2 separate regions of the Homo sapiens genome follow, and region 1 is linked to region 2. Evidence: chromatin contacts called from ENCODE Hi-C or POLR2A ChIA-PET data. All regions are on one chromosome and are shown on one strand. Each heading gives the region's core, a stretch centred on a gene start or an enhancer-like site at or near the end of the contact. The rest is flanking DNA. Distances are from core to core; before and after follow the strand shown.

The links. A loop is a pair of places that touch in the nucleus more often than their neighbours do. ChIA-PET counts read pairs that join two places held with the same protein, here RNA polymerase II (POLR2A). Pooled maps may share reads with other maps.
Region 1: a loop to region 2 is called in a map with no recorded cell type, with 5 times the contacts of the local background. The contact joins two enhancer-like sites. A Hi-C loop is called at or near these places in 7 of 168 maps with a recorded cell type or tissue (CD4-positive, alpha-beta T cell, CD4-positive, alpha-beta memory T cell, GM12878 and 3 more), 28 of 37 single-sample maps with no recorded cell type and 17 of 50 pooled maps. POLR2A ChIA-PET finds 5 or more read pairs at or near these places in 14 of 52 experiments (AG04449, CD4-positive, alpha-beta memory T cell, GM10248 and 9 more).

The regions. Positions count from the first base shown.
Region 1 is chr3:4,898,506-4,901,205 of GRCh38, reverse strand. BHLHE40-AS1 (BHLHE40 antisense RNA 1) reads left to right here. Exons shown (of 3, transcript NR_125916.1): 2 at 509-665; 3 at 2,507-2,700. Among named protein-coding and RNA genes, the nearest start is that of BHLHE40, 80 kb to the left of the region's middle. Within about 2 kb of position 1,370, at least 4 of the 41 ENCODE cell types and tissues checked have a DNase peak (open chromatin) inside an H3K27ac peak, as active enhancers do.
Region 2 is chr3:4,844,732-4,847,431 of GRCh38, reverse strand. ITPR1 (inositol 1,4,5-trisphosphate receptor type 1) reads right to left here. Exons shown (of 62, transcript NM_001378452.1): 62 at 1-1,293. The coding sequence ends at 1,207. All of the region lies in intron 2 of LOC124906209 (a long non-coding RNA gene), which reads left to right. Among named protein-coding and RNA genes, the nearest start is that of EGOT, 94 kb to the right of the region's middle. Within about 2 kb of position 1,436, at least 2 of the 41 ENCODE cell types and tissues checked have a DNase peak (open chromatin) inside an H3K27ac peak, as active enhancers do.

The sequences.
Region 1 (2,700 bases), core at 121-2,620, 54 kb before region 2:
GCCTGGGTGACAGAGCAAGACCCAGTCTCAAATAATAAAATAAAATAAAGTGTTAACTTGTCCAAGATCCTGTTTCACAGCAGTCATTGATGAGACAAATGAAACATTTTGGGACACCTTAAAAAAATCCCATCAGTGTGGCAGAGCTAGTTTTATTATCCCACTTCCTAAAAAGCCATGAGACCTCATCAGCCATGGAAGAATCTATGTAAAGCTGAAGGAATTTGGCCCTTTAATGATGCACAAAGACGTATGCATGGATTTTGCAAGTTCCTACTTTCACCTTTATAAATGCTGGGTTTCATCCATGTTTTAATTGACTGGAGTTTTAAACAAAATAAATACAGATACCATAGTGTGTAATTTTAGAGATTTTTTTAAGTACAAAAATGTATTTGGGCCCCAAAATGTATTTGGACTATGTGCTGCAATTGATCTTTCACCATATGAGAAATCCAGGCCCCAGCTGATTTTTTGGAGTTAAGAATGATTTTTTACATTTTTAAAGGGTTGCAGAAAAGGAAGAAGAATCAGCAGAGAGCATTTGTGGCCAGCAAAGCTTAAAATATTTCCTAACCGATCCTTTGCAAAAAAAGTTCACCCACTCCTGTAGTCAGCAGCTCCCCTACTGTGCGCAGTCAGTGTGCCATCTCAGACTAGCAAAGGTGAGTAAAACCATCCCTGCCCCTAATCAATTTACAATCTGCATCCTCAGGGCAAGAGCCTAGTAAGCAAAAGGCAAAATAAGATGGCGCCAGATAAGGGCTTCAAAGGAAGAGAGACCAGGTTTGGTGGGGAAATAGGGGGTGGCTTCTTAGCAGGTTTTCTTTAGATGAACCTTGAAGATAAAAAGAGATTTTGATGAATAAGGGTGGGTGAGATGCAGAGGGGGTCAGCGCTGTGTCCTGGAACCAGTGAGTGATTCCATTTCAGAAGCACCCGGGGAGGCTAAAGGGTAGATTCTAAGGCCAGAAAGAGAGGAGAAGGTCGTAGGCTGGAGACCATGATGAGGAGTGTATACAGAGGGAGAGAGGAGAGATTCCTGCACTTAGAGGCCAAAAGGACAACAATTTGCACTTTTACTTTGGTGTCGGAAAGAACCGTAGTCTCATATGGTTACACGGAAGTGTTTTATGATAATCAGTGAAAAATGAGGAAAATAGTCTCTCTTAGGCTGAGCACCTAGGAAATGAGTGGCTCTTGGCTGTAAGTCAATGAACAGCATTAATATATGCAGTTACCAAGTCATCATTAACACATAAAGCACTGCAGGGTTTCAATCGATTCATCAGAATTCTTGAAAGTCCTATTTTAAGGCAGTTCAAACAGAGGCGAGGCAGCTGAACCTGGTGAGGCTGCCAGGAACAGCGAGTTCTGCCTCTGAATTTGCTCCTGACTCAGTGCCTGACCTTGGGCAAGCACTCAACGTCTCACTATCTCAGTTTCCTCAGCCATAAAATGGGGATAACAGACCTTAGCCACCTCATAGGAGTGTCATAAATGTCTGCAAAAACCTTTCAAGGTAAGTGCTCCTGGAAACGGACAAGGTGGGGAGGGTTCTTTTTCAATCGTCTAGGCGGGAAAATGAGGTTATCAAAATTAAAATAGGAGACTACTTTGTGAAACAGAAATGATTGTGGATAAATGATGCAAAGCCGACAGATGATTAAAGGTACCCATAGTCTACCAGTTAAAATCTCTGTCAGGATTTTCTAAATTAACGTCAGGACATCTTCTTTGTTGTTGTTTAAGGATGGAAGAGAATATTAAAAATCAGACAGGACCACCTTAGGGTATGTGGTCTCACATATCTGTTCTATTTGCTTTTTCGAAGCTTAGAATATTCTGCTCAATTCTCTGGGTATTACTCAGTTATAAAGGTGCAGAGGGATGCATCTCCTTCTGCACTTTCTTTACTCTGTAGATTTTCCTAATCTGTCCTAGAGAGGGACTGTGGCAGGGTCTGCAGACAGAAGGGCTGCCTTGTAGCCAGCCATCTTTGTATGACCTCTGCCATTGGCCGTTGGTGGCCGAGAAAGACACTGAAGTCTCTCGAGAAAGCTGAAGACCCAACCCTGAGATGTACCCACACTGCACCTGGAGCAGACAATTGGGCTAGAAGACAAGTTCTGCTCTGCTCTGGAAAGTGTGAGTGGTAAAATATTTATTAGGATCCTGCTGAGAAGACTTGCCATTTTAACCTTCTCTCTCTCTCTCTCTCTCTCTCTCTCTGTCTCCTTTTCTTTCTTAAATAAATTTTTACCTTACAGTTGTCCAGAGAGGAAAGACAGGCCAAAATAGTTCAGTATGCTGTCTTACTGGGAGGACAACAGCTTAAGCCACAAAGCCCTGAGTTTGACCCTAGAACTCTGTGGCTACTGGTGACTCATCTTGAAAATTATCAGATTGAATCTTCTCTACCGGTTTGATAACAACTGATGAGTGGAAAAAGAACGCCAATCAAATGTGCATGCTTAATAAGCAGCCTCCTTATTCCCCTCTGCAGATTTGTGCTTGGATCATCTACACTTCCCTGAATGTTGAAGAAGATATGCTATCCATGCAATCCTTGTCGACTGCTTGATTAAAAAGTGGATAAACTGTCTTCAGGCCCTTGGAGTATGGTGTCTGTGTGAAGAAGGGAATGAGGCAGAAGTAGCAGTCAGTGGTGGCTGAAGTAGGAGAAAGTGCTTGCTAATG
Region 2 (2,700 bases), core at 187-2,686:
CTTTCAATGCATTTTTAAACTGTTTTTTTTTTTTTTGCAGAGAGATTCTCTTGTAAAATGAGATCCATGTACAAAACTAGGCAACAGATATAAAAGTTTCCTTTCATATTTTTCATCCATCAAGAAAAGAAATCATGTGACAAGAAATAAAACCAAAATGTGGCTCTTTCAGAAGAATAACATGTCTGTGGTCAACTATGACTTCTAATGAGATAGTTCATATTTCATCTTTATATGGATGTATATAGTTTTAATACTTCTTAGCTACTGTAGCATGTTGGTTCAGATGAAGAAAAAATAAACTCTATTGTTTGGACTAGATAATCTAGAAACCATCAATTATGCATGTCTTTATAATGCGACATCAAAATTTACCCAGGAGATGACACTGATTGGCCAGCAGTATGCATTTATCCTGAACATTGCATAGAAAGTTCCCTTTAAAAAATTCATTATCTTCTTCACAAGCTAAAGTATGAGCCTCTAATTTGGCTCTCTTATTTAAAGAAATAGTTTAAATGATCAATTTAGAAGCTTAAAAGTATCTTTGAAACTAAAGTTGCTTTTCTTAAAATGAATGCTGATTTAACAGTTCATAGACTTGGAGCATTATCACTAGGAGACGGAGGCACTACTGCCACTAACGAGAAACAGCATCACCAGAGGATAATTACATGGTACAAAATGCCCAGGGGCCTGAAACTCACTATTAATATAATTTTGGCAGCAGCATCATTTGAAAGTTAACCATTTATTACATAGTATTAACACACCAGCTTCAAAGAAGTGCACTCCCTTTAGGACACTCGGGAGCTACAAATGTATTGTGATTGCATAATTCGTATTGCACAGTTTTATAAAAAACATAAATACTGGCTATTCTAGTTTTAAATACAAAATACATGTCATATACTTTTAAATCTATAATCTGGTTCAAGTGCAAATCAGGTGCTTTCTGTTAGTCCTTCCAAAAAAGGCATTTTTAATATTTTTGGCACAAATGAAATGTCATCATGCCAACAATTCTAATTACAATACATATATCCAAACCTTTAGAGTAGCAATCATATACATACAGTATAAAACTGAGTATTTACAAATGTATTCAGCATAAATGTAACCTTCGTGGGTGAATCAGAACTCATTAGCCATACCCACACTAATAATAATTATAAAAGGTAAATACAATTCCTTTCTTTCATTTGCTTATGCTGGTTGTTGTGGGTTGACATTCATGTGAGGAGGATGTCCTAGAAGACCAATTCTTTGTTTCTGCTTCCTTTGTTCTGTCATCTGGAAAGTTAAAAAGTTTCATCATTAGACCCAGATACTTCCTGTACGTCAAATCGCATACTGAACCATAGATTTACCTCTGTGGTTATGGTTTATACTGAAACCCACTTTCTACAAATAGTGTACCATCGCTATATCAAACACACAGCACTTCAAAAAAGGCATCTTCTTAGGCAGAATGGGAAATTCTGTGACCTAGTCATGCAATGTAACATTCAGAAGTATTGCTTGCCACTTGTTTCATAAAGAAACAAAAAACAATAAAAGCACAGGATTCTTTCTTGTTTCCCAAATGCACTTCCAAATGATTTGAAGACTCATTGGAAAATGGTGGCTTTGTACGATAGTAACAACACGCCATACTAACAAGAAAAGCAGTGTTTAGAATCCTAGGTTTGAGAGGGAGGGTTCGTGTCCACACTTTCAGTGGGTCCTGATTTTTCTCTTCAATGACTCTTGAGTAGTTGGTTAGAGAAAAAAAAAATTACCTACCATAACTAGGAAAATGAGAAATGTTCTCAAATCTCTTTGAGGTCCAGAATGATTAAATGCTGTAAATAATGCTGTGACCATTCACGGTATCTATTTCTTGCCACCCAGTAGACACTGAGGCTCGCTGAAGGTCAGGCGAGACCATTGCCTAAGACTAGTTCAAATGAAAAAGTACTTTCAAAATCCCAAACAAGAAGCCGATTCTATTCATTTGGTTGCTGAACTAAATATATTCTCATGTTGATGGGTCTCTAGACCTGTTCTAGGTATTTTAGGGCATACTTACTTCTGTCTCTGTATTAAGATTTTCCTTAACCCAGTTAGTCTTAGTTTTGGATTTTAGGGTGAGCATTCAAGTCAACTGAGATAAAAAGGCTATACGGAATATATATTCAAGAAAATTGTTGTCTGCAAGTGGGTTAAGGTCCTACTCCTATGTTTTTAGCTTCCTAAAATTGTAGAGGAATTAGGGTAAAAAGAATAAAGGCTTTGGAATCAGATCTAGTTTCTTATGGTTTTGTCATTTAACTTATCAAAGTCTGTTTTCTCATCCATACAATCAGGATGATAATTCCTAGCTGATTGGTGGAGAATTGCGAGGTTATACGCAAATTTATTAGCATAGCATCTGTCACATAGTAGATGTGACACTTAATCTCACTTTTCACATGAACTCATTTTTGGTACAAAATATCTGGAGAGAACATAAAACAAGACTAATTTACCTAGGTTCAATTTCAATGTGGTTATTTTTTCTTCTTCAAAACTAGCATTATCCTCTCAAATCAAAATACTATTTTTAGGCTCCTGTGGAGATGCTTTCTCTGTTATAATTTAGATGAGAAGACTTACAAGGACTTAGTATTTCCAAAAGGTAGCTTTTAATAAAGCTTTTAATTAAGAATTGGATTAGGA